Regions from separate parts of the Mus musculus genome. Here all the other regions are linked to region 5. Evidence: chromatin loops called from intact Hi-C (ENCODE). Cell type or tissue: left cerebral cortex. All regions are shown on one strand. Region 1 overlaps Cyld (CYLD lysine 63 deubiquitinase). Region 2 overlaps Heatr3 (HEAT repeat containing 3). Region 3 holds the start of Mir7071 (microRNA 7071). Region 4 has its middle 22 kb from the start of Adcy7. Region 5 overlaps Brd7 (bromodomain containing 7). Region 6 overlaps Cyld (CYLD lysine 63 deubiquitinase). Region 7 has its middle 28 kb from the start of Adcy7.

Region 1 (4,000 bases), 400 kb before region 5:
GGCATTTTTACCCACTTCATTTTGTAGAAAACTCTAAAATCATTTTCTTGAGTTCCAAAGAAAGGACAATAAGTTGGATTCTGTCAAAATGCAAGTTATTTTGAAAAAAAAAAAACCTAACATGTTTAATTATTTAATCTTTCTCACTAACCAAATCTACCTTTTAGCTTAGTGTAAATCTTTTTTTAACTCTATTTTTAAAAACTTGATTGCTGCCTATTTTTCTTTCCTAGAACATAAAATTTTCAATTTTCTATATGCTTGAAGGAATAAAAAAATGTTACTGACATTTCCATGATTACTTTTTAATTTTTGGCCGGATTATAAACTCTTTTGTTAATTCTCTTTGATTTTCTAGGCACATAGAAAGCTATGGCAGCTCTGACTTGCTGTTAAGTATGTACACTCAATGTCATTTGTTAGAAGCTCCTACGAAGTACCAAACTTTCACTGTGCACTTTCCTTGTTCCCACAAACCAGTTTAGCATTGGTTCAAAGTACATCACTGAGACAGAGGTAAGAGAACTAACTCGGCAGTGTTGGGATCTTAAGGAAGTAGACAGAACAAATATTCCTAACATTTTCAACAGAGAAACCAAGATTGAAATCGAGAGGGGTCTACCACTGCGACCTCTCAAATGACCTGGAAAGTGCTGACATTTAGAATATCTCATTAAGAACTATACCACAGTAAACTCAGGTAATATTTTCAACATGGAGAGAATGAAGAGATCAAGTTACTAAACAGAGAACTAGAGAGCTATTTTAAAGCTAACTGAGCTCTGTAAGTAAGGGGAAGTAAAAAAACCAAAAAACAAAAACAAAAAAAAAAAAAACCCAAAAAACAAAAAAACTACAATGTTCTCAGGTGGTTTTTTTCTTTCTTCCTTTCTTTCGTTCTTTCTTTCTTTCTTTCTTTCTTTCTTCTTTAATTCAATTAGAATAAGATTCTCTTTAAAAGCTTATTAACTGAGCTTCCAAAAATATTCATATTCAATTGCATAAGTAAATAAGTTGTGGGCACATCTTCACTCGGGCTAATTCAAAGGGCAGGTTCACCTTGTGCTCTGCAAGTGTAGCCCAGGGAAAGGGTGGCAGCTAAGGGAACCCACATCTGTCCTTACAATGCTTAACTACACTCAGATAACGCTGAGGAGCAGCAGGGATTTCATTCCTATTGAGGGATGGCAGTGGAAAAGAAGATCTACTGCCCAGTGCTTCTAGACAGCTTGAAAGTTACCTTATTTTTAACAATGGTTCAACCCTTAAAATATCATGAAACAGGATATTTAAGAATTCTTCAGGATCTAGAAGAAAATTAAAAATTCAAATAAATCACAGGCAAAATTTAAAAGGCATTATATTCTTTATGACAAACATTTCTACACTGAACTTAATTCATTCCTTCAAAATTATTTTAATTAAAAGTTTAGTATTTTCAAACTTTCCTAGTAAGGGAAAAACTTTTATTTACAGGTTATAATAAAATGTTACTTTTCCATTTTGTTGTCATGTTGTCCCATTTAGCAGAATATATTCATTCACACATAGTGAGAACATTTTTATGTCTTTTGAAGGATTTCAGTAGACTACCACCTAAAATAAGCCCTATTTTTCCTTCTATTTAAGTAATTATCACGTGTATAAATGTCACAGCTGACTATATTAACCCTGTTAACATACTCAAAGACAGAAGTTGGATCTGAGAAATTGTCCAGTTGTGAGTAGACAGAAACGCTGTCCACCTCTTCCACAGCTCTGTTCAACTAGAAGCGCAGGTGGGGGAGTTGAGTGGCTCAGGACAGCCCTCACCACAGGAGGAGAGGCAACTCCAAATACCACTGCTGGCGGCAGGGACGTTAGTCATCTACTGTAGGGTCAGCCACTTTCTTAATTACTACACATCACAGTCACTTTGGAAGAGAAGAATCACTTCCAATACCAGGAGAAATTTGCATGTCACATAGAAAAAAAATTTTTTTCATTTATTTTTGCAGTGCTAGAAATCAAACCCAGGGTCTCTTGCATACTCTACCACTGAGATATATATCCATAGCCCTCTCAAATAATTTTAAGATTAACCCTTTAAGTAAAACAGACATACTTCAGGATATAATTTAACATATTGTTTAGTAACATAAATTAATAAATTAGAAAAGTCACCTTTTTCTTCAGAGGTAAAACCTGATGCAGCCTCAACTTTTTCAAGTATTTTCCTCAGTTTCATAATCTTTGTGGCACACACATATCCATATCTATATCGATAAAAATGAATTAACAGACACTGGCATAGTGAATTATATGACATATCTTAGTAATCAAATACTTTCATACAATCCTAACATGGGAAGCGCATCAGTAGACTAGGCAGCTGTTTTTAAAGCACAACTGCAGGCTTCTTGCTAAGCTTTAGAAAGTGAAAGACTGAGATCCAGAGTGGCACCTCCAAAATAACACGCACTATACAACTCTAATAGTTCAAAAGTCTTGGAGAATGGTTTTTAATCAATAACATTTGCTTATTATTAAAATACTTATTTTATAAAATAGAATGTCCACATTTTAGAAAAGTCACTTTAATATATAGGATAAGAGATATGAAAAAGGGGAATTGATGATATACTAAAAATCTAAAGTCTGCAATCAAACCAGTCAACATAATTAAGAAATTCTCTTTGTTTGATTATGGAGACTATGGACTTAATGGAGCAAGTCAGAGCCAGCTGAGCACTAATCGTGTACTTGCTTTTTAGAGTCACTAACACTTTAGTCACTCACTTGTTAATAAATACCTATGACTCACGTAAAAATGTTTGCCACTGGGAATACAAAAGGAAAAGATTAAGCAAACAAACAAACAAGCAAAAACCACCAACAAAAAAATCTGCTTTTGGGAACTTGCAATAAAGCAAAATCTGTGTCCAAACAACAGGTGTTAAGTTTGCAGACACCAGAAATATATCTCAAATTTCTGAGCTCAACTGATCTTGCCTTAGTCTCTTGAGCCAGTAAGTGCTGCGATTACAGGTGTATGATATACCACCATGTTCGGCAAGACACATCCTGACCTCACAGGCCATCTGACAATCTCCTGGCATAGAGTGAGTGACAAAGTATGCTAACTACAATTCCGGACTGCTTGAACAAATATGATGCGAAGAATATTAAGCCTATTACAGAAAGGCTTACAGTGTTTTAAAAAGAAGGAAGGCTATAATAATACACCTTGTTATTGATTTGACCTCTGCTGGTAGTACCATTTATATAGTGAAAGAAAAATCTGAGTGGTTAAAATTTGCATAAGACAAAATAATTAATGTGAAAATCAAAGCACATATTTATTTTAAAGGGTAAAATGATTACAGAATTTAGGGAAAACAAGTATCTAAATAGAGAAATTTATTCTTTTACTTTCTTAGTTATGTGACACAGTAGGACATCTAGAATATTCCTTTAATTTACATACTTTGTTATTTTTAAATATATTAAATTAATCTTTATTTTTATTGTTAAGAAAAGTATATAACAAAATTCAAATTGATCATAACTGGCCTTTAAATTGCGTAGTTTGTTCTCTGTCTTCCTGACCTATTAGTTTCATGATCATTGTATGACTTAACTCTTCATCACTTAAACATCTTGTGATGTTAACACACATCACCAACATCACATACCAAAGTCTTCCCATCTTCTGCACATTTACAACTCACCTTAGTAAAGAAGTAGAGGAAGACATAAAAATATTCTTTTAAACAAACACCATATTACTATAATACACCTCATCTGCTTTTAGTACAGTGTTATTACTAACTTGTAATACATGATACCAAATGATTCACATCATTTCATAGACTATAGTTATTACATACACTGAAATAAACAGAAGCAGAAGACTAAAGGTTTTAAAAAGTCAATACTTCATGAAATTTCTATTCATCTTTTTTTACTATATGAGCACACAGCAAGAATTACTACACAAGAAAATAGCAAACAGAATGCA
Region 2 (4,000 bases), 180 kb after region 5:
AAGGGCACAATCTAAAAACTTCGTTAGCAATTTTTTTATACAATAGATTATCAGGTATTCCTTTCCATCTTTATTTATTTATTTATTTATTTATTTATTTATTTATTGGATAATATCTGTAAAATTTTGACACGAACTATGCCAAATTTACTAAATGACCAATGAGATGATGTCTTATTTGCAGTACTGCACAAAGAAGACAAAGCTGGGCATCTCTCATGTGCAGCCTCCTGAAAGGACCTAGGCAGCTATGACCAACGTCTGTAAAACCTTTGAGTAAACATACTAAGACACAATCTGTGATTTAAAGTATAAAATACATACAGCAATATGAGTCTAATTAGATGTAGGCCTTAATATAGACAGGAGATGGAGAGTATTAAAAACACTATCAGATATATCATTCAAGTCTGATTGTTGAGAACAAAATAAGCTTCTTCCATGAATGAATCGTGCAAGGGAAGAAGCTGGGTAAGGAAACCATGACAGATTAGGAGCCATGAGATAGGAATATACAAAACTACTGAACTGTACACTTCAAACGGATAAATGTATAGTGTATAAAACCACATCTCTATAAAGCTGTTTAAAAAAACATATCAAACTTGCTTAAATAACTTAACATTTAAAATTATATTCTTATTATGGTGTATACACCTGGAAATGTGCCAAGTCACATGTGTGTGGAGATTAGGAAATAACTCTGTGGAGTTAGGTCTCTCCTCCCTTTTTTACATAGGTGCTCAGGGATGCAGGCTTAGCAGAATTTCATTTACTCACTGAGCCATCTTGTCAGCTCCTTCTATTTTTTTAAAAATATATTGTCTTATAAATAAATAAAATAGGTAGATAAGAGATAAAAGCTAACCATGGTAGTGGATGTGAGAGCAGAGACATGGCCTCTTGGAATCCCTTGATAAAACTGTAAGTCCCTTGCCAAGAGAGGACTCAGGAACACAAAGGTGAGAGTTTCTAGAATAAAGTATTCGAAGAACAACAACATCTAGAGAAAATGTTTACAGCATAAATACTAACTAAGGAGCGTCACAAAAGGCAGCCCCTCGTGGAGCTGCAGGCTGGGGAGGGACCACTTTTCCACTTCCAGCACTTCCCTTGCTTTCTACAAAGCTCTGTATCTCCACAGCTCCTCTAGCAGGGGCTCCCCACCCTGTTGGTTAACTGCTTGCAAAACACAGAATCTTTTCAAGCTTCTCCCAAGAAGTTTATAACATCTTACCTGTGGAATGTTCTTGGAGGCCATTGTTTGCAAAAGGGCCCTCAAAGCACTACTTATGGCTTCTAGAAAATCATCATGTTTAGCAAAATCTAAAACACAAAATGTTTCCACAAAAACACAAAGATGAAGTGCAAGTTTTCTCTTCTAGAAGACAAACTATTTTGTAGGAGAAGAAACAGGTTTAAAACAAAGCATGCGAATGTTAGCTTACACTGTTATTAACAAAAGCTTTTTTTTTCTCCCAGATTTATTTTATCTCAGGCGGATGAGTGTTTGGCCTTCTGTATGTCTGTGCACCATGAATGCAATGCCCACGGAGGCCACAAGAGGGCATTAGACACACTAGAATGAGCTGGGCTATGAGTCTCCTAGTGAGTGGAAGAGCAGTTGGATGCTTACTACTTGAGCCATCTTGCTATATTTAAGCGGAATGTTTACTTCACAGTCTCTGTACACTTTCAAGTAAGTCTGAAAGAAGACTGTGGAAGGGACAGGCAGAGACCTACTGTGGTCCTGACTTACGATGCTGGGTTTTAACTAGATTAACATTTGGCACAGGATAAACCTGGTTTTGGGGGAGTCTCATCTCTCAGGGATCTCCACTGTGGTGCTGGCAGACTGTGGGAGGGAAAGTCAGCTTCTACACTAGTGTCCCTGATAATATAGGCCCATGGCTCCTAGCCTCAGTCTTGCTCTTCTCCTACTGACAAACAGGACAGCTGCAATAAACGACTGTTCCAGCAGGGACAAATGAGGGCCGCCCAGGTAAGTGATCTATTTGGAACATTAGGGTCATACTTTCTAAAGATGCACAGCAAGTATGCCCAGTCTGTGTCACCTGACCCCTCAGCATTTACCTCCCAGAGTCTGATTTCCTTTTCTTTCTTTTTTTTTTTTAAAGATTTTATTTATCTCTTTATTACATGTAAAGTACACTGTAGCTGTCTTCAGACACTCCAGAAGAGGGAGTCAGATCTTGTTACGGATGGTTGTGAGCCACCATGTGGTTGCTGGGATTTGAACTCCTGACCTTCGGAAGAGCAGTCGGGTGCTCTTACCCACTGAGCCATCTCACCAGCCCCCTGATTTCCTTTTCTTAAACACGGGTGTGACTTTGTCTTCTTCAACCATACCCACGACAGAACAGGTTATAACAAGCAATGTGACTTGCAGCTGACTCATAGATGTGTGGGTTTTCCTCAGACTGGGAACCCAGTCAATTGTTTTGAGAAGGTTCGGGTCACATAGGAGTGCCCTGTGGGATGATTCTAGCACCAAGTGTTCACTGTAAACAATTCTGGCTCATGGCCTTTAAGTTTTCCAGTGGAGACCCTAGTCGTCTAGATTCTACCTCAGCACCAGTGACCCTGCCCAGATAACTTGCTACTGTGTGTGCATACAGAGCACTCCTGTGCAGGATGTCTCCTAGAATCCCTGCTGCACACCAGGAGCAACCACCAAGACATACTCACAGGAATACCTTCAGACATTGCCAAGTGTCCCCTGGGAGAGGAGCAACTACCGGTAATGGAGAATCACTGCCTAGATATTGTGCAATAGACAGATCACCTTCACCATTCTGCCTAAATTCCACACCCAGAGAGACTTTGAAAATAACAACGATAAGACAGGGATCACTGTGGTACTCAGACTGATACAGAGAAACCCTGTTTCGAAAAAACAAAATAAAACAAAACAACAAAAAGAATTCATGGGCTTAAGAGATCCTTCCACCTCAGGCTCCAGAGAAGCAAGAGACTGAAAGTAACACTAATCACACCTATTGCTTTAGTCATAAAAGTTTGTGGGAGAGCTGATAAATAGCACCAGATACCATGGCTTATTGTCCTGTTGTTCCTGGAACATTGTCTTATTTCTAATACCTCCCTCTTAGGTTGCCTGGCAAAGAGACAGGCAGCTTCCCACAATTTCTTTCCTTCCTTCCTTCCTTCCTTCCTTCCTTCCTTCCTTCCTTCCTTCCCTCCCTCCCTCCCTCCCTCCCTCCCTTCTTCCTTCCTTTCTCCCTCTTCCCTTCCTCCCTTCCTTTTGACAGGATTTCTCTGTCTCTGGCTGTCCTGGAACTCTGTAGACCAGGCTGGCCTCAAACTCAGAGATCCTCCTGCCTCTGCCTCCCAAGTGCTGGGATTAAAGGTGTGTGCCACAACTGCCTGGCTCACAATTTTCTTAACACAGGGTCTTCCTATAGTCCATGCTGGTCTCAAACTATCAATTCTCCTGTCTCAGCCTCACAAGCACTAAGAGTACAAAGATGCAACTCATCTTCTTTTATCTTCTGGGCTTTTCATTTTAGATACTGTATGTACCAAAGAAGGGAGTTCCTGTAATTAGCACAGTACGGGATCAGACACACCTTGGACAAACTCCTGCACAACATGTGATCTGTGCCAGTTCATTTTGGTCCTAGTTCAATTCCAGCAACCACATGGTGGCTCACAGCCATCTGTGATGGGATCTGATGCCCTCTCCTGGCATGCAGACTCTATATGTAGATAGAGCACTTATATACATAAAATAAATAAAACATAAAGAGAAGCACAAGCTAAACGATGGTCTTACTACAGTTTCTCCCCTATCTGCTAAAGCCTGGTGTGCAACAGAGGCTCCACAATTGATGTGAAGATATTACTATTATTATTCAAAAGTTTCCATGTGCCTGGTCCACACAGTGAGCTGCAGGATAACCAAGGCTATACACAAAGACACTGTCTCAAAAACAACAAAACCTCCTGAATAAGACAACAG
Region 3 (4,000 bases), 200 kb after region 5:
CAGGTGTACACTATGCTGATTAGGATGAATCTCAAGTCATCAGATTGCCCCATCAACTAAAGTAGCAAGCATCTGTGGGCGGGGCCTACAGTTTAACAGAGAGCACCACAGGCTGGGCAGTGACACAACAGGAGACTGACCTCAGAAAGCACTTACCACACATTCCACAGCACATTCACAGCCTCATTGGCTATGCTCTCTACAGGATTTCTCTTATCAGCTTTCTCCTGTGGAGACATCTCATTTGAATCCAGTCCAGAGAGACACTGCAACCAAACATCATAATTAGCACCTAGGTTCAAAAGAATAATTAAGCAAAAAAGATAGTAATAGTAAAGAATTATAACCTTAAAAACCCCAGAAATGATAGGGGTTAGTTAACAATTACATCAATGGTTACAGGTACAGTTCTCTACATGGTCCATCCCTTGGGCATGGAGATGACTCAGTGGTTAAGAGCACTCTGTCTGTCCAGAGGAAGGTTTTGCACTGCTCTTGCAGGAAACCTAGGCTAAGTTTTCAGTATCCACATCAATTGGTACACAACCACTTGTAACTACAGCTCCACGCTATCTGATAGCCTCTGAAGGTACCTGCATACACACAGCATTCACTCCACACAGACATACATAAATAAAAACAATAAAAACTTAAAAAAATAATACATCCCTTTGGCAAGAAACACAGATAAGAAAGGTTGTCAAGGAATGATGTTATTTGTCCCACACTTTACATGAAAGTATAAGACCAATACAACGTATTTCCCCTAATATAGTAAAAGTCAGAATGACAGAGGGTGCTGATTTAAAGCGAATAAATAAATATATATATATATATATAAAAGAATAATTAATTTATATTAAAAGAAACAGAATGACAAAGGAATACAATAGTTAATATCTGTACAACATCCCCTAAGTACTATTCTGAGCATTTTACATATATTTACTAGTTAATCCTCACAACAAACTTGAAGCAGCTCAACTATTAACCTTAACCTCCCAATATTCGTATGAAAATAAGATAAAAGAGGCTCCTGAAGACACAGCTGAGTGTATGGTAAAGCTGGGCTCTAGCTGCAGACATTCTAGCCTCCAACTGGAGCCCCGACCTCTGTGCAGGGCTGCTTCCTAGCACAGAACAGGGCACTCTCTAAAAGGTCTTCTGAGTCTTAGACGTCTAATGGGAGAATGCCCTCTGCAAGGAAGGAAGTTCTACAGCATCCCTGATCTCTACCCAACTGGGTGTCCCCATGGCACAGCCACCTGCAGCGCAGCAGCACTGCTTGTAAGGGAGCACTGACCAAGGTCTCATAGCATCAGTGTAAAACGGACAAAAGGCATGGCAGACTGAGAGGAATACAAGAGTCCAGTGTCCTTAGCCAATGAGCTACAGCATGTAACATGAATGTACATGTAACACGTAACAATGAGTCTAACATAGTCTTTGTAAGTTCATAACGTCTGTCCTTGGGCCCATCAGCACAGTATGAACTAGTATAAGAACACCTGCCTTGGATTTGGATACAGATGGGTGGTGCTAAAGCACCTGCCTGGTGGGAGGCACAAAGATCTGAGTTCCATTTCCAGCACCACAAAAAAGAAAGGGAAAAAAGACTTGTCCCATAGGACCACTGTGAAGATTAAATGACAGGCACACAGGAGTGAGCAGTCAGGGAACGGGCTTGAGTTCTAAGGGGGTAAGTGTGCATATCTTTAGAAAGGGCTCTTCTAATCATAAAGGTGGCAGAGACACAAATAATAGAGATTGGTATTACTGGGGCCTTTGTACCGAGTTTCCAGGGGAAAAAATAAAATTGTCACAGGGTATTTAAAGGGACACATAAGACGACACCAAAGTATTGAAAAATAAAAAACAAACAGACAAAAAACCTCCTAAACCTGTCTCCTAAAAACCACACAGAAGTCATCACTCAGGCTATGTTAAATGCCACATACCTCTCTCAGTAGTGCCACCAGGGGCGTCATGATGTCCTTTGCCACCATGTCATCACAAACGTCAAAACCTCCACAAGCACTGAGGTTTCTACATAAGAAATGTAAACACATTTTACTTTCAAGTCACATCTCACAAAATGCTGCTAAGCCCTGTATGTCTAACCACAGTTAAGGTTTTCCACAGGAAAAAACAAAACAAAACTGTATTTGTTATATGCTAGAGAGCAAGCCTACAGATTTTCAACTGTCCTGGTCCTCAGCACATCAAATAATTCATTGTCTTACACTGTTGTGTTGCTTTCAAGAGGCAACATGACCAGGGCAACCCTTATAAAGGAAGCATTTACTGGAGGCTTGTTTGTAGTCTCAGAGCCTTAGTCCATTGTCATCGTGGAGCATGGTGACATGCATGGCACTGGAGCAGTAGTTGAGAGCTGTATCTTGATCATAGACAAAGATGTTGGGCCTGGTGTGGGCTTTCTGAAACCTCAAATCCCACCCTCAGTGACATACTTCCTCTAACAAACCCACGCGTACTCCAGCAAGGCCACACCTCCTATTCTTTCTCAAATAGGAGAACTCAATACTAAGTGGTCAAATACATAAGCCTATGAGGGACATTCTTATTCAAACCATCATACCCCTAATAGTAGTCTCTGCAATTACTACTAGTTGTATTTATACATATAGTAATTATTTGGTTAATAATAATCAATATATTCTTAACACTAATCTTACTCAATAGACTTAAGATTTGTTTATTTATCTGGTTGGTTGGTTGATTTTTTCAAGACAGGGCTTCTATGTGTAACAGCCCTGGCTGTCCTGGAACTCACTAAGTAGTTCAAGGTGGCCTTGAACTGGCCTCGTCCAGTGGCTGGCACACAGGTGCTCCATCCAATATTTATTAGACTGAAACAATACACACAGGCAAATCTGTAAGAGCACAAATACTAACTTTCTGTCCTCTCTACAGTTCATTAGAGTGGCTTTTGCTTTTTGGCCTTTTTGAGATAGGATTTCTCTGGGTGACCCTGGATGTCCTGGAACTCACTCTGTAGACCAGGCTGGCCTCAAACTCAGAGATCTGCCTGCCTCTGCCTCCCTAGTGCGGGAATTAAAGGTCTGTGCCACCATGCTAGAAGGTCTAAATTTTACTGAAATTCAGCCCAGTCTTTTTGACAGTTTCCAGACACCCTCTCAGTGGAGCGCCTGCAAAGAGATCTTACATGCTGAAATGTCAGCTGTACTTGGAGCCCAGACTGAAAGACTATCCTATCAGGGACTCTATGGTGGGTTTTGAGATGGGGTAAATGTGCATGAGGTTTGATGGTTGGTGAAGCGCCAGGTGGATACAACAAAAAGTGTGTGAGCCCCGGGGTCCTTCGGTGCATGAATTCACATCTCCATCCACTGCAAACCTGAGCTAACTGGCATGTTATTATTCCCCCAGAAGTAGAGAATGCATCGGGCGAGGGTGTCCCAGGTTTGTTTGCTCGCAGGGACACTGCCTCGGGCCCTCTCGGGCTCACCTCAGAGCTCCGGCCGCCGTCTCCCTTACCGCCAGACTCGAGTCCAGCAGCAGCGGCCCGAGCCGGCGCACAGCATCCCGACGGGCTAAGTCTGGTAGTGCGGGCCGCTGCTGCACTAGCCGGGCCAGTCCCGCGCAGGCGCACTCGCGGACCTCGGCGCTCGGGTGCTGGAGCTGCGGGAACCGAGACGTCAGAGTCGCGTAGTGAGCACGCGCGCTGCAGCACCTCGCTCCCGGGCCCCCGGGCCCCCGGCCGCCCGCCGCCCGAGCCTGGCCATGCCCTCGTCCCACCTTCTCCAGAAGCTCCGCCGCGGGCCCATCGTCCTCCTCGTCCCCAGTCCCGTTCGACGCGGCCGCCGCCTCGGCCTGACAGCTCTCGATAGGGGAGAACTGAGGTCGCTTGAAGCGCTTCGTCCGACTCTTACCCATGGCGACGGAGGCTGCAGTGACAGACCAGAAGAGGACGACTGCAGCAGCCGTCGTTGGGGCCCACCGGGCCCGTGGCGACTTC
Region 4 (4,000 bases), 67 kb after region 5:
TGCACAGCAGACCCTCAGGCTGGGCCTTCTGCCTGTGTCCCAGGTCTTTTTGTTGGGACCAAAACACCTCATGACCTTACCATGGGGAGCTCCAGCAGATGCCCCAGCTTCATGCAAAGCCAAGTGTTACACGCCCAGGACTGCTATAGAGAACTCACCAGAATGAACACAGAGATTGGCCTCTCCTCCCCTACTGTGACGTTTTGAAAACCCCGCCTAAGACAGATAAATGACATCAACCAACTTCTCCAAAGATTCCTCTACAAAGATCACACTCCACAGATGAGCCACGCTGCAGTGTGGACATGGGGGGCAAGGACAAGCCACCCCTACCTTCCCTATCATCCAGTGGCCTTTGGAGGGCAGGACCACCTGAGACTAACTTAACTCACCCGCCTGTCCTGCTGGTAGGACCAGTAGAGTGACTGAGGTTCCTTTAGGAAGGGGACACAGGCCAACCCCCTATGCCCAGTCACTAAAAAGGGGCATCCAAGAACAGAGATGCAGTGCATAGAAGGTACCAGAAGGGAGAGGTGGCCAGGCAGGCATTGGGCAAGCAATATGGCCTTTCTCCCCTCAGGTGATCTCAGCCCTACTGGAGACTCTGCCTTTGGGCATGGGAGGTCGGTTCACAGGTCAGACACGCCAGCATCACGTCAGAACTAGAAGAGAAGGCCAGAAGACTAGGCCTTACTCCTTGCTTCACTTGCCTTGACCCTGGAATGTCAGTCTTCCCGACTGTCAGTGGGGCCGCTGAGTCCAGTCTTCCCTAACTCAGGGTACACTGGTACAAGGCATGTCCAGGACCCTTTGGTATTGGAGAACTCAGCCTCCTTCAGGCCTCCTCTGTAGAAGGCCCCAGAAGATAATCCACTCCCCAAATCCCAAGGACATGGAACCCCAAGATGACCCAGTACCCGAGGACCCTCTTTCTATTCAGTACCACAGGAGATGACTCTGAGATACCTGTCCACACAGATAATGACCCAACTCACCCAGGGGAGGCTGCCTGCCAGTCTGCGTAGGCCCAGCAGCTGCTTCCGAGTGAGCTTGTCTCCTCACAGATCTAGGGACTGACCTTCCTTGTCCAACCAAACTCCAAGTCACCAATGTACAAGCTGCCCTATGCTATGAGGTCCCGGCCACTTGTAAAAGCAGCATCCGCTCCAACAGTTCCCTTGTCTGCGAGTCTAAAGCTGGCTGCCCAGCCAGTCCCCTGGGCCACTTCGCTGGCTAGGCAGCCCTACTGGTTGTATCCTATCCTCCATCCAGTATCTCAGGGCTCTGGTCCTACTCTTTCTCCAGCTTTGGCTTTGGGTTGGGCCTCTTTAGGAGAGCAGCTACCCTGAGAAAGGCATCCAAGCACTAGCCAGATCCTCAGCACCTTGCTATTTCCTTCCGGTGGAAGGCATGCGGAGCCGGTGGGGGTCCCCACTCCGCTCACAGCGAACCCCAACCTTTTCGCAGGGTTGAGGGGCCCAGCTTTCTGATGGCTCCAGCTGGGTGATGGCTCTTCATGAGCGTGTCCCTTAGTCACTCTAAGCAGATCACCTAGACCCCTAGCTAGCCCCCCAGCCACAGAGCAGATATTCCCTGCCACCAAGAGCCAAGGGAGGGGTGTGAGGCAACCCGCATCCCGGTGGTCCAGAGCCTCGCGCCTCCCGCCTCTCACCCGGGCTGGGAAGAAAGCTTCAGAGGGGAAGCGCGGGTCGGAGGCGGCCTGCCTGGATCCCGCGCCCGGGTCGGAGAAGCGCGGGCCGAGCCTCCCATGACCACCCTGTGTGTCCTGTCCCGCGGGATCGGAGGCAAGGACCCCACAACCACTCCTGTTGCCCGTGCCCAGGGGCGTCCTGGCCCGCGCTCGCACTCACCTGCCGCCACCGCCGAGGGCCCGGGCGCTCTGGAGTTCCCGCCCGCGAGCGCGAGAGCCGGGGCGCCCCCAGCTGGTCACACTGACCGTGCGGGGCGCGGGCTGGGGATCTCGGGAACGTCCCCACACGGTCCCCGCGTAGCCGCCTCCGACCCTGTTACCTGCGGCACTGGGCCATCTCCGGTGTCCCTGAGGCTGCAGGAGGGAGCCACGCCCGCAGCCTTAGGTCACCAGCCAGACCTCATCTCCGGGTTCCCAAAGTACCTCTCCCACGTGGTCCACGGCGCCCAGCCCATTCCCACCTCCGAGGAGACCAGAGAGTGATGTCTCAGCGGCTTTCCTCCAGATCTCGTCTGCCCTCTGGCCACGCCCCTGTTTCTGGAAGGCTCCAGGCTGCAACCAATGTTTTCCTGCTAAAGAAAGATGCTCCAACCTCAATCTCCTAGGACCGTTTGAGGCGAGAACCACCCATCCATCTGTCCTACAGGCACAACTCTACTGACCTGAAGGACAAAGCCAGCAAAATAAAGTAGGTGTATAACTTCGTAGTGGCCCCTCTAACCTGGGGTGGGGCACCAGAGTTGGAAAGAGAAGAAAATCTACTCTGTTTCTGAGGGTGGGCAAACAAGAAGGTGCTACTCTGAGCCACCATCAAGTCTGCTCAGTGGGTCATCAAGTTGTGAACCCTTCCCAAGTCTGCTTTCCCCGCATCCTTGTGTCTGTGAAAGGCTTTTCACACTGATGGAACTGCCCATTTGCTGTGTACATTCTTTTTTTTTTTTTTTTTTTTTTTCAGAGCCAACACAGCACAGCCTCGGTGGGATCTGCGTGATCCTGGAACAAAAAGAGGGGCGGAGCCTGTCTGGTCTCCTGGGACCAGGCACCCTTCTTATAGAAGAGAGAAGTATAGAAGAGAGAAGAGACTCCAGTAGGTCACAAGTCCACTTCCCTTAGTAGCCCTGCGACCCAACTCAGAGATGGCTCTATTGGAATCATCTGGAAGGTGTAAACTGACTTCCATTCCAGGTGACCTGAGGTCCCAGCTAAGGCTCATAACTGTGACCTTCTGCAAGTCTACCCAGCCTCCCTGAGATTGCCCAGGCATTGCTTCTGGCATGCCACAGTGACATGGCCAAGGTGACACTTGCTATCTAGACTGGGGTCTGCTGGTTTCCTCACCGTGATGGTATGTATATGCTTGGCCCAGAGAGTGGCACTAGTAGGAGGTGTGGCCTTGTTGCAGTAGGTGTGTCACTGTGGGCCTGGGCTTTAAGACTCTCATCCTAGTTGCCTGGAAGTCAGTCTTCCACTAGCAGCCTTCAGATGAAGATATAGAACTCTCAGTTCTGCCTGTACCATGTCTGCTTGAATGCTACCATGCTCTCATCTTGATGATCATGGACTGAACCTCTGAATCTGTAAGCCAGCCCCAGTTAAATGTTGTCCTTTTTAAGACTTGACTTGGCCATGCTGTCTGTTCACAGCAGTAAAACCCTAACTAAGACACTAAGAGCCCTGGCCTAGGTTCCCAAGAGATGAGCCCATGATGGTGGTCAGATGGCAGCCCCCATCAGAACCTTAGCAGTTCCACTGTATCAACAGAAGCTGGAATACAGGGAGCCCTCCTAATTGGTCCCAGAACTCTATGGGGTGGGGGGAAGGGGTGACTTGGTGCAGAGGTGGCATATCCTCTGGCCTTTCTAAGCAGACTACAAGGAGTCCGTCACTCTTTTGGTAGGATGGGAATGACACAGTGACTTAGGTCTCTGTCATTTTACATCATTATCACACAGGCCTGTGACCAGTCTGACAGCAGACGAGAAATCAGAGCTGGAGAATGGGATCTCAACAGGACACGCCGCCAACCCACATGGCACTGTCACAATCCTTACCTCTCCTGTGGACATCCCTATGGCAGCCCAATGGGACACGCTAACCCCAGTCAGTAATTATGTTCAAGCAGTGACCAACACTAGAGTCTCCCAAAAGTACAGTGGAGGCAGTCACTGGGGGAGGTGGGTCTGAGTTTCTTACTCAGCACAGTAGGACTTGGGGTGCTTGACTTTCTACGGTTTTTTTTAAAAGGCTTATTTTTTTTTTTAAAGAATTGTTTATTTTATGTATAGGAGT
Region 5 (4,000 bases):
CTTCTGTCAGAACCTGCTCTGCTGTAAGACATTGCATGTCAGTTATGTTTCAGTCTTGATTCATTTAAGAATCCACAAAGTATTTTCCCTAAGTCATGAAATATCTAAAGCATCCCACATACAGGACAGTTTCGCTATAATATACCAACCAAACTATAGTACAGCCAAACTATAGTACAAACTTGTATCCTAGGGTCTGCATCCCTTTTCAGATACTTTGTATCTGCTCAGTTTGATGAGATACTGTCTCAATTTACCAGGACTGTGTCCTAGGATTGGACATTGAGCCTGAAATTTCTCTTCTTGGCACTGGTAACTTCTTAACTATTATTGTGCTCAAGAATTATATCCAGTACATTAACCAGTCTCCTGGTTTGGGGGTTTGTTGTTTTGAGTTTATTTGTATTAGAAGGAGGTGCATTTAACTCTGATCTCTCACATGTTAGTATATTATGTGTTGTTTCTAGATGGGGTTCCCTAAGTTAGAGACTGGCTGTGGTTTCAGATTGAGGAGTTGCTATCCTTAGACTATATGGAATAGGGCACATTCCTTCTAGATTACTCAGTGAGGCAATCCACAAATCAGCAGTGTATGCCTCTGTGTGCCAGACATTGTTCCAGGCACTAAGAATTCCATAACAGAACTGTACCCTCCTGTCAGATAGTGACAGAGCTTTGGAGCAAGACAAAGAGGGACAGGGAGAAGTAATGCTGGCGTCAGGAAAGTGACCAGAGAGGGAACCAGCAATGCTCTCTCTGAGAGGGCATCCTGGCTCTGAAGTAGCTAAGCAGGGGACCTGAATTGAGAGCTGGCCTGACCGAGCCAAGAGCATCAGGAAGAGCTGTAAGGAGCAGAACAGGTTGGAGGGGAAAGAAGTAGTCACAAGAGTCACTATGGGAAGAGATTGCTATGAGAACTTTGTGTACTTGGTGGATCAGGAGCTAGTCAATGGCACACAGAATAGTGACCCAATCTGGCTTGTGGTTCTGAAGTGACCAATCTGGCAGTTATACAAAGCTTGGGCTGCTAGGGCAGAAACCAGGCATGAACAAGTAGACCAGGGAAGTGGCCATTGTGGTTAGTAATTAGTAGGTTGCTGGCTTTTAACTGGAGAGTAAGAGAAGTTGGGATGATATCAGGATTTTCAATTTACTGAAAGGAAAATGATTTTAGAACAGCACTTGGGGAAAGTAGCTGACATTTAGCTTGTGATGTGTGTTTATGCAAACAAGGGTGTGATTTTAGAAGTTTTGATACATATGAAAATCCTTAAGTGAATGAGATTATTAAGGGGAACTGGCAAGAAGGCCCATTGCTGACACCCTTGCTTTCTTCAGAGGATGCTCAGGAACAGTTCACTTCTGCTTCATTGTATGTGTGTGTATGTGTTCTCTCATGGTGATAGATTCATCACTGGTAAGTATGCAGGTGCAACATTGTTTCTGAAAGGAACATATTTCATAGTGTGGTCTATGAACCAAGGGCATCTAATGGGAAGAGTTGGCTCTCACAGGTACGAGCCATGAAGGCTACTTCTATAGAAGTGATTTTTTCCAACTCTTTTTTCAGCATCTCTGAGTTTTTGGCCACATGCCAAGATTACCCGTATGTTATGGCAGATAGTTTACTGGATGTTCTAACAAAAGGAGGACATTCCAGGAGCCTGCAGGACTTGGACATGGTAAGCACACTGCTCAAGAAACAGGCAGTTTATAAATGGCTTTGAAGTGCTAGACATTCACTGTTTGAGACCAGGGATTAGCCAGTATGACAGCTGAACTCCATTCCCCGGAAAGGACAGCCTGCTGTGGGTGGAGAACAATGAAAGGAAAGAAATAAGTCAGCTATCAGGATCCAAGGGAGTTAGAACGTGGCCGTTCTCTACTAATTTTGGTAAGACTCGGAATTCCTGAGCTGAGGATGAAGCTGGCTGACAGGATGGAGAATGTGCATGAGAGCCATGCACTGGGAGTCGCAGAAAGGAAAGCCTTCCCTGTTGCATCTTTTATCAATATTTGTGAACTCTCTAGTCCAGTTCAAGACTGTTTATAATCTAGAATCATTCAAATGAGACTAGAACCAAGAAATGTTTCCTGCTGATGTAGAGGAATTCTGGTGTCTAGAATGTTCTATGACAAAATTAGAGGAGTCTTAAGAAGTCATCTGTTTTTTCTTTTTAATTTTTAGATTTTTTTTTATTTATATGAATGTTTCGCCTGTCTGCATGCATGTATACCACACACATACCTGTTGGATCTTCTGGAACTGCAGTTGCAGATGGTTGTGAGCTGCTGAGTAAGGGCTAGTGATTAGACCTAAGGCCTCTGAGGAGCAAGTGCTCTTAGGCAGCCCTGGAAGTCATAACTGTTCATGGTGACCATGACCCCAGTGCCTTAGCCCCCTGTCGGTACCTGCACAACTGGTGAAGGTTCCCTGGGTGTCATAGCAAGCCTGGTCAGTGGCTTCTGCTTCAAAATCCTGCCACACGAACTACTTATCAAACCTAAAAAGTACTTTTTCATCTGTTCAGAATTAAATGTACTTGACCCTTCCACTCAGCTAATTAGAATTAATAGTTAACTAAAGTCAAATTGCTTTGATTTGGTGATGATAGTAACATATTTAAAATATGATCTTTCTGTCCTTTGAACTAGCAGTTTCTCTTCTCAAATATATCCTACAAAGTAACACAAGAGTTACACATGTAAAAAAATATATGGCTTACATGTTTTAGAAATTGGAAATGCTCTAAATCAGAGTATAAACCTTCAAAAAAGAAATAAAACACTTTTATTGATGTCCCTCCTGCACCCCCACAGGATTTCTCTGTATAACAGTCCTGAAACTCAATTTATAGACCAGACTGGCCTCAAATTCAGAGATCCGCCTGGTTCTGCCTCCCGAGTGCTGGGATTAAAGGCTTCACCACCACCTGGCTAGATGTATTTCTTTTTATGTGTGAACTACATTACATTAATGTGCATAAAATCATGAGGGACCATCTATATTTTGTGGCGTGTGTTTATTTTACAGTAAGCCTCTACTGTCAGAGAATATTGCCTCTTGAAAGTTTTTCCCTATCCTTGTCAAAGATTCAATGTGTTCAAAAGACTTTATATATTTAGACATTTATCTAATATTTACCAAGTATCTTAAATATATAAGATCATTCTTTTAAATAATTCTTTTGGAGATCGGGTCTGTGTAGGCCAAACTGACCTCAGATTTATGATACTTCTGCCTGAGCCTCCAATTGCTAGTTTATGGGCATGTAGCACTACATTTGGCTATATATAGTCAGGCACGGATCTTAGCATTACTAGCAACTCATAAAAACTCAGAATGCTAATAATTATATTAATTAATTTTGGTTTTAAAATATAATTGAGGGCTGGAAAGATGGCTCAGCAGTTAAGAGCACTGGCTGCTCTTCCAGAAGTCCTAAGTTCAATTCCCAGCAACCACAGATGGTGGCTCACAACCATCTGTAATGAGATCTGATGCCCTTTTCTGGTGTGTCTGAAGACAGCTATGGTGTACTTATATACATAAAATAAATAAATCTTTAAAAAAAAACTCAAAGTGATTATATTAATTAATATAATTAATTAATTTTGGTTTAAAAATATACTTGGCAGCTGGAAAGATTGCTCAGCAGTTAAGAGCATTGGCTGCTCTTTCAGAGGACCTGGGTTCAATTCCCAACACCCACATGGAAGCTTACAACTGTTAGTAACACAGTTCTGGGTGATTCAACACTTCACCCTGACATACATGCAGGCAAAACACTAATGCACTTAAAATTAAAATAAATAAATCACTTAAAGTACATAAATCCTTATTTTCCATATACTTTAGTATGCTGCTTTTCTCTTGCCACAAAGTTAAGTTTTCTATTTACATTGATTTTTGCATATACTGTTTGCATAAAAGTTTTCCTTTATCCATACAGTCATCTCCTGAAGATGAAGGCCAGACCAGAGCATTGGACACAGCAAA
Region 6 (4,000 bases), 410 kb before region 5:
CCACTGCGGATAACCTGGTTATTTGTACAGGCTCATGGTTGGACTCTGGTACATGCACATGTATGCATCGCAAAGAAGTCTGCGCGCACAGCCTTGAATCCTTCTGGAATCCAAAGAGTGCAGGTCCTCCAGAGACATCTTCAAGTACTCTCCCACTTCTGGGCAGGGCGTCACTTGTGGAATGTTGAAGCCATTCTGACCACCTAGAGAAAGGGGCAGTGAAATCTATTTAGGGAAGTGAATGTCTAAGTCCTTCTGGCATCCTGTCCTACCTGAACAATTCTACTATCCTAGAATTTAATGAGTACTGACTCTGAGAATTGGAAGAAAACCTTTGTTTGACTTCCAGTTTCTAGAATTATAGTCTCCTTGGCTTCTGAGAGGGTTCCACAGGCAAAGGTGAATAAAACTGGTGAAAGAACACATATTTAAGATAGGCCTGATTTGCAGGCTGCTACCCACTGTGTGCACAGTCTTGATTCCTCATACCTGCAAGTCCCTCCCATACACTAACAGCCTGACATTCTTTTCCACAAAAATTTTGCTCAGTTTTTGAAACACCTAGTAATGCCCATTGCTGTTTTCCTATGTTTTAAGGACATACTTGCACACCTCTACATGCGCTGTTTATGCACTGATCAGCAGAAAGCACACTGATTACTTTGTGTGCTTTGATGACTGGATTACAGAAAGCCTGTTTGGTTTTATTCTCCCAAGTGCTTTCCCAAAAGCCATGCTGCTAATGCTAACTGGGTGAAGCATATGAACAGGAGGGGTGGGCATGCCCCTCAGGCGTTGAACTGCTGGGAAGAGATGGAGAACTGCTGGTCTTGTGTCCCTGGTCAAGGAGGTGCTACTAGGGTTCTCTGGTTATTAGAGACCCACACCAGAAGACCTTAGGGCCTAGAGCTTGGGAGAATACCTGTAGAAATAGGGGTTGGGGGGTTGGGTGTACTGTGACAAGTATTTTACTTCCAAAACTTTTTGAGGTCCTGACACTGAACTGTGTATTAAGAAATGACTAAGCTTCCTAGGAACAGCTCATTAGATAAAGGTTTCTTCATAAAACGGAATGCAGGAGATCAGGAAGAATGAGGTAAATGCAAACCATGCAATCTTCACCACTTTAAACTTTAACTAAGACAACAGAAAAACAGGCATAATTTCTACAACTGCAGTATTCCCACTGAGCTTGGCATACAGGTGCTCAATAAATGGCTACTACAGTGTATACAGAACTGAAAGGAAATAGACGGTAAAATCAGCTCTAAAAGAAGAATCTTAGGATTTTTTTTGAGGTGGGGCAAATGGAAAAAGAGTCTCATTATGTAGCACACACTGGCCTCTAATTCACAATCCTCTACCTCCCAAGTGCTGAGATCTTAGACAGCACTCTTTAACAAATCTGTTTAAGTGCCAAGATGTCACAACATTGTTCCTTAGTCTGGGTAGCTGAATTATTAATACACTTTGAAGATTAAAGTCTATAGCACCATACTATTCCTTAAAGGATTTTCTCACAACACACCCTATTACTTCACACACATGTTCTCACTAGGAAGCACTACACCCCTAAATACAGGATGCTGAGGAAGGTGTTTAATACCATCTCGATCCGCCATGCTGTCAAAGAAAAGCCAGGCAGAGTCATCCTTCCCATACTTCACAAAAGCAACATAGTGGCTCGTTTCTATGCAGAGAACAGCAAATAACTCCATCTTCTGACAGGGGATGCAGCCGTGTCTCCAGTCCCAGTCAGGCAAGTCTTTGGGAAGTGATACTGGATGATAAGAATGATTCAACCTCCTGGGATGAAGGTGAACCTAAAAGGGACCATGAAGAAAACACCACATGAGCTAATACCATGTTGCAAGGGAGCAGACTCTAGCCACTTTCACTGAGCCCAGCTCTTATAATCACAGCCAAGTATTTCTCTCTCACACACACACACCAACAGAAGAGAGATGAGCAAGAACATTTACTATGAATGTACTTTGATTCTGAAAGGCTTTCAAGTCCAGAAATGTAGTGGACAGTCAGTGGGTGACGTCTACAGGGCATACCCACCAGGTAAGCACAGATTACCTGAGTGCTGCAGGTCTTACAGAACTGCTTGATCTTCCCAGCTGAGATGTCCGGATCGTCATAGCACTCCCTGCACTCGTACATCGCAAGTCCTCCACAGATGCGGCACTGCCTGGGAGCTACCATTTGCAGAAAGGGGAGGAAGAAGTCTTTTAAAAAGTATTCTACCTGCCTGTCACTGTATCAATACCATAGTTTTTATCACAATTGCTCTGTAGTACAGCTTGAGGTCAAGGACGGTGATTCCACCAGAAGTTCTTTTATTGTTAATAGTTTTCGCTATCTTATGTGTTTTGTTATTCCAGATGAATTTGCAAATTGCTCTAACTCTGTGAAGAACTGAGTTGGAATTTCGATGGGGATTGCATTGAATCTGTAGATTGCTTTTAGCAAGATAGCCATTTTTACTATATTAATCCTGCCAATCCATAAGCATGGGAGATCTTTCCATCTTCTGAGATCTTCTTTGAATTCTTTCTTCAGAGACTTGAAGTTCTTGTCATACAGATCTTTCACTTGCTTAGCTAAGAGTCACACCAAGGTATTTTATATTATTTGTGACTATTGTGAAGGGTGTTGTTTCCCTAATTTCTTTCTCAACCTGTTTATTCTTTGTGTAGAGGAAAGCCACTGATTTGTTTGAGCTAATTGTATATCCAGCTACTTCACTGAAGTTGTTTATCAGGTTTAGGAGTTTTTTGGTGGAATTTTTGGGGTCACTTAAGTATACTATCATATCATCTGCAAATAGTGATATTCTGACTTCTTCCTTTCCAATTTGTATCCCCTTGATCTCCTTTTGTTGTCTAATTGCTCTGACTAGGACTTCGAGTACTATATTGAATAGATAGGGAGAGAGTGGGCAGCCTTGTCTAGTCCCTGCTTTTAACGGGATTACTTCAAGTTTCTCACCATTTAGTTTGATGTTGGCTACTGGTTTGCTGTAGATTGCTTTTATCATGTTTAGGTATGGGCCTTGAATTCCTGATCTTTCCAAGACTTTTATCATGAAGGGTGTTGGATTTTGTCAAATGCTTTCTCAATATCTAATGAAATGATCATATAGTTTTTGTCTTTGAGTTTGTTTATATGGTGGATTACATTGATGGATTTCCTTATATTGAACCATTCCTGCATCCCTGGGATGAAGCCTCTTTGATCATGATGGTTGATTGTCTTGATGTGTTCTTGGAATCGGTTTGCAAGAATTTTATTGAGTATTTTTGCATCGATATTCATTAGAGTAATTGGTCTGAAGTTTTCTTTCTTTGTTGGGTCTTTGTGTGGTTTAGGTATTAAGAGTAATTGTGGCTTCATAGAATGAATTGGGTAGAGTGCCTTCTGTTTCTATTTTGTGGAATAGTTTGAGGAGAATTAGAATTAGGTCTTCTTTGAAGGTCTGATAGAACTCTGCACTAAGCGGGAGTGGGTGGGTTGGTGAGCAGGGGGAGGGTTTGGGGGTTTTCGGAGGGGAAACCAGGAAACTGGATAACATTTGAAATGTAAATAAAGAGAATATCAAATTAAAAAACAAAGCAGGCAGAGAAAAATAAATTATGAAGCTGCAAACAATGACCCAAACACTGCGAATTTCTCATTAGAGACTATGCCAGCCAGCCAGGGGTAGTGTGAAAGGCAGCAAATCCTGTGAACATAGCATTCTGTGCTCAGTGAAACAGTCCTTCAAGATGGATGGCAAATGTCAAGTGACTAAATAAGATGTGCTGGGGTAAGGTGGGGCGTGATGCTCGGAGAGGACGAGCTCTCCCTTCTCAGAGGAGAAGGGGAGAGCAGGGAGAGAGAGGGAGGATCTATGTGTGTGAAGGGGCGCTGGGAGGAGGGGGGCTGATATTGGGGTGTAAAGTGAATAAATAAATTAAATGAAAAAATGGAAAAAAAAGGTATTCTGTCACTA
Region 7 (4,000 bases), 73 kb after region 5:
GACACACAGTGAATCCTAAGGCTCCAGATGCCTCAGGGGCCCCCATATCTACAGCCTTGCCTCCTGTGGCTCACATAGGCTATCTCTAGGGCTGTCCTACTGGATGCCTACAAATTTCCCCAGCAGACATCCCATGTTCCTGTTATCAACATTTCCATAGCAACCTTGGCCGCACCTTCATGAATATGGAAGGAAAATAGACAAATAGAGGCTCTCTGTGCAGGTCACCCAATATTTGAACAAATGTGGAATTCCTGGGAAATCCTTAGAGATCGGAGTAAATGAGAATTCAGGTGTCGCCGGGCAGTGGTGGCACACGCCTTTAATCCCAGCACTTGGGAGGCAGAGGCAGGCAGATTTCTGACTTGGACGCCAGCCTGGTCTACAGAGTGAGTTCCAGGACAGCCAGGGCTATACAGAGAAACCCTGTCTGGAAAACCAAAAAAAAAAAAAAAAAAAAATCAGGTGTCTGAAGGCTATGAGCCACCAATGGAACCCTGGTAATGAGAAGTTCCCTCTGCAACAGAGAAGACTCTCTGTCCATACAGTAATGTTTCAGAACGTGGCAGAAAGGAGGAAATCCCAAAAGTTCTGAGAGGAAAAACCATCATGCCAATCTGGGATTCTTTTTTTTTTTTTTTTTTTTTTTTTTTTTTTTTTTTTATAGCCCTGGCTGTCCTGGAACTCACTTTGTAGACCAGGCTGGCGTTGAAGTCAGAAATCCGCCTGCCTCTGCTTCCAATCTGGGATTCTTAAAGACACTGAAAATGATGCTTTCGGCTTCTGAGAGACGTTTCCCAGTCAGAACTCTATATCCAGCAAAACTTCCAACTGAACACAAACGCAGAGCTCTTTCAGACATTTACAGCCTGCGCACAGGAAGCGAGATGGGCAGACACCCAGCCAAGACTTTACCAAGAGGGAAATCCAGGAAACTGAGCTGAGCTGTGGTGTGCACAAGTGAAGGCAAGCTTCAGGGGAGGAGGGGGATGTTCAGGCAAGCAAACACCTGCACTTCAAGCACACCTGCCCGAAGCCTCAGGCGACCCGGCGACTGTGACAAAACACCTGGTGCAGCTGGCTGATTTGCAAGGTTTCACACACCCACGGAGTTTAGGCTCAGGTGCTAAACTAACGCTTCTGGAAAAATAAAAACACTGAGGGTGTAGCTCACCGCAGAGCATGCGATTCCAGGTACAACACCCACGTCCCCTGCCCCACTCACTGTATTGCACAAATGGCTGATAAGAACAGCCATTTGGAGTCATAGCGACTGTGACCACTGCACTCAGGAAAATTACTCAGAGGAGGCCCCGGCGTAGAGACTTAAGGGTATTGGGAAGTCAACACTTAATTTCAAAACCTAAAACGTGAGAAGTGGCGGCAGTGGCTCACCACTTTGGAAGTGGCTCCCCTAGAAGTTGGGGGAGACATTCAGAATGCCTTGGCATCACAACACCTTCCCCTTCTCCCCAAATATATGCTTTTTTGCACCTTCTTGGCAGGGCCCAAGACCCTTGCTCTCTGCCTCACTCCAGACAGGTCTTTCCTGTCTCCTCGCCTGTGGGGACGAGGTTAAGCCTGGTACTTGGAAGCACTTGGTGTTGAAGTGGATTTTAATCTGAGAGGCCTGGCGCAACCCCCTTACGGTCCTTTGAAGAGTGCTCAAGAAAAGCCACATTCCTGGCGCCCTAAGTGCAAGCTGGAGGTACGAAGCTGAAACTGAGTGGTCAATCTTCTGAAAATGGATATTCCATTTCAAGAGGCCACTTCAGCTTTTAATCAGCTCCTCCTTCTCTTTTATTGTTAACATTAAACATTAAGACATCTTTCTAGGGGTTGAAGAGATGCCTCAGCGGTTAAGAGTGCTTACAGCTCTTGAAGGGGACCTGGATTCCTAACTCAAGATAGATGGCTCACAGCAGTCACTCCAGGTCCAGGGGATCTGATGCCCTCTTCTGGCCGCGGTGAGCATTGCATGAGCACAGTACATACAGAAACCAGCCAAAGCTCACACAGAAAAACGAAAATACATCCTTTATTTTTTAAAAGAAACAAAAGAAAGAAAAGGCACCATCTACTTGTATCCATCCTTTGGGCAGTTCCTCTGAATCCCACAACTTCCAAAAGGTTTTAAATGCTTTAAATGTTACAGGCTTTAAATGTACACACAATATAAAATGAAATTAAGTCACACAGACAGACACAGACACAGACACAGACACACACACACACACACACACACACACACACACACACACACACACACACACACACACACACACAGAGTGTGTGTTTTACACAGGTGGGTTATTTCAGATCCCTAGTTCCTTGGTTTTAAAATGGTCTTCTTAGACAAACAAGGAATTTAAAACATTTTACTTAAAAGGCAAAATGTTCCCAATTAAAAGCCAAAAATCTTGCATCTCTTAGTTAAGCTGGTCAACCCAGACTGGCTCACTATGGAATGCCAGCAAAGACTCAAGCCGCAAGACTCAAGAATGTGGCCTGAGGAGAACAGCTTTCAAACACTGTTGTGCACCAGAAGACTGTGGAATTCCTCACCACCAGATGGCTTTTGGTCCCCGCCCCCTCCCCCCAATTTAGCCTCAAAAACCACACAGCAGCTCTGGCCCTGTCTACTTCAAATAACTGGGATCCAGTTGTTCTGGTGGGGAGCCCTTCCTCCTTACCCCAAACCTGAAATGTAAGTTCAAAGCCAGCCTGGTCTACATGGTGAGTTCTGGGACAGGCAGAGCTACAAAACAACAAAAGGTGGAGTGCTTTTTTTTGTTTTGTTTTGTTTTTTTGAGACAGGGTTTCTCTGTATAGCCCTGGCTGTCCTGGCTGTCCTGAAACTCACTCTGTAGACCAGGCTGGCCTCGAACTCAGAAATTCGCCTGCCTCTACCTCCCGAGTGCTGGGATTAAAGGCGTGCACCACCACCGTCTCCCGAGTGCTGGGATTGACACTCCACCTGGTTTAAAAGGTGGAGTGTTAACAGGCAGATGGTAGAAAATGATCAAAGAATTGGCCTTCCCCCCTCCCCAGTGTTGCCCAAAGCAAGGCTCCTTTCCTTAAAAGTGGAAAATGGCAAAGGGAGTGGAGTGCTGTTCGGGATGACTCTGCTGCACTGTGACATTTAAGGAGAAGAACCAAAAGACAGGCTGGGGACTTAGCTCAGCTGTGGCGTGTCTGCCTACTATGCACAAGGGCCTGGCTTTGATTACTAGCAACAAGTTATCGGGATGTGGTGGTGCATCCCAGCATTTGAGGGGCAGCCAAGGGAACCAAAAATACAAGATCATCTTTGGATATATACCATGTTTGAAGCTAGTCTGGGCTACTTAAGATCCTGGCCTTACAACAACAACAACAACAACAACAAACAACAAAGACAAGAAACTTCCCAAAACAACTTTGGCTAAGAAAGTAATCCTGAAGCCGGTGTGGTACACACTTATAATCCTGACATGAGGAAACAAGGCAGAAAGACCAGAGTTCAAAGTCATCCTAGTGTACATAGAAAGATCTTGTGGGTAAAAAAAGGGGATTTTTACTTTCTTAGAAAACTTGGTTCAAGGGCTGGAGAGTTGGCTCAGTGGTTAAGCGCACTGACTGCTCTTGCATTCAGTTCCCAGCAACCACATGGTGGTTCACAAGTAATGGGATCTGATGCCCTCTTCTGGTGTGTCTGAAGAGAGTGACAGTATACTAATATACATAAAATAAATCTTTTTGAAAACAAGAAAAAAACCAAAACCCTGGCTCAGGAGTGTCATTCTATCAACTTTCTAAAGTCTGTGTTTAAGGTATGCTGAGAGCTCTGGGCACTGCATGGAAGTCCACTGGTGTCTTAGTGTCAGGGCATTTACCTCAATGATTTACCAAAGCAACTGCCACCGGCCAGTACAATATACAGTAAGGACTACTTCTGCACATGTGCAGACCACAGGAGAGCTGTGGTACTGTATGACCAACTGTGATAGAGGCACTCCCA

The links. A loop is a pair of places that touch in the nucleus more often than their neighbours do. Peaks named below come from ENCODE experiments on the same cell type or tissue, not always from the same donor. Only the 100,000 strongest peaks of a DNase experiment are listed, where the experiment ranks them.
Region 1: it touches region 5 in a loop (2.6-fold over the local background); 4 of 42 quality-filtered maps call a loop at or near these places.
Region 2: it touches region 5 in a loop (2.2-fold over the local background); 5 of 42 quality-filtered maps call a loop at or near these places.
Region 3: it touches region 5 in a loop (3-fold over the local background); 6 of 42 quality-filtered maps call a loop at or near these places.
Region 4: it touches region 5 in a loop (2.6-fold over the local background); 25 of 42 quality-filtered maps call a loop at or near these places.
Region 6: it touches region 5 in a loop (2.5-fold over the local background); 2 of 42 quality-filtered maps call a loop at or near these places.
Region 7: it touches region 5 in a loop (4-fold over the local background); 27 of 42 quality-filtered maps call a loop at or near these places.

The regions. Positions count from the first base shown.
Region 1 is chr8:88,733,138-88,737,137 of GRCm38, reverse strand. It overlaps Cyld (CYLD lysine 63 deubiquitinase), which reads right to left. Exons shown (of 17, transcript NM_173369.3): 11 at 2,164-2,255; 12 at 1,241-1,307. Among named protein-coding and RNA genes, the nearest start is that of Cyld, 38 kb to the right of the region's middle. In left cerebral cortex, no CTCF peak of the experiment used is centred here; no DNase peak of the experiment used is centred here.
Region 2 is chr8:88,159,204-88,163,203 of GRCm38, reverse strand. Heatr3 (HEAT repeat containing 3) reads right to left here. Exons shown (of 15, transcript NM_172757.3): 12 at 1,238-1,326. Among named protein-coding and RNA genes, the nearest start is that of Mir7071, 23 kb to the right of the region's middle. In left cerebral cortex, a CTCF peak has its summit at 1,538 (motif pointing right); DNase peaks (open chromatin) are centred at 1,567 and 2,436.
Region 3 is chr8:88,137,938-88,141,937 of GRCm38, reverse strand. Heatr3 (HEAT repeat containing 3) reads right to left here. Exons shown (of 15, transcript NM_172757.3): 1 at 3,781-4,000; 2 at 3,491-3,663; 3 at 1,959-2,046; 4 at 157-266. The coding sequence starts at 3,918. Mir7071 (microRNA 7071) reads right to left here and starts at 3,732; the gene lies at 3,664-3,732. In left cerebral cortex, a CTCF peak has its summit at 3,563; DNase peaks (open chromatin) are centred at 2,304 and 3,639; H3K4me3 peaks cover 1,811 bases; H3K27ac peaks cover 962 bases.
Region 4 is chr8:88,270,485-88,274,484 of GRCm38, reverse strand. It overlaps a transcript of Adcy7 not described here. Among named protein-coding and RNA genes, the nearest start is that of Adcy7, 22 kb to the left of the region's middle. In left cerebral cortex, a CTCF peak has its summit at 1,942 (motif pointing left); DNase peaks (open chromatin) are centred at 1,985, 2,060 and 2,123; H3K4me3 peaks cover 1,156 bases.
Region 5 is chr8:88,337,091-88,341,090 of GRCm38, reverse strand. Brd7 (bromodomain containing 7) reads left to right here. Exons shown (of 17, transcript NM_012047.3): 12 at 1,571-1,682; 13 at 3,954-4,000. Among named protein-coding and RNA genes, the nearest start is that of Brd7, 23 kb to the left of the region's middle. In left cerebral cortex, no CTCF peak of the experiment used is centred here; a DNase peak (open chromatin) is centred at 1,625.
Region 6 is chr8:88,743,032-88,747,031 of GRCm38, reverse strand. It overlaps Cyld (CYLD lysine 63 deubiquitinase), which reads right to left. Exons shown (of 17, transcript NM_173369.3): 15 at 2,086-2,204; 16 at 1,607-1,823; 17 at 1-203. The coding sequence ends at 19. Among named protein-coding and RNA genes, the nearest start is that of Cyld, 48 kb to the right of the region's middle. In left cerebral cortex, no CTCF peak of the experiment used is centred here; no DNase peak of the experiment used is centred here.
Region 7 is chr8:88,264,290-88,268,289 of GRCm38, reverse strand. No RefSeq gene overlaps it. Among named protein-coding and RNA genes, the nearest start is that of Adcy7, 28 kb to the left of the region's middle. In left cerebral cortex, a CTCF peak has its summit at 1,969 (motif pointing left); DNase peaks (open chromatin) are centred at 950, 1,954 and 2,570.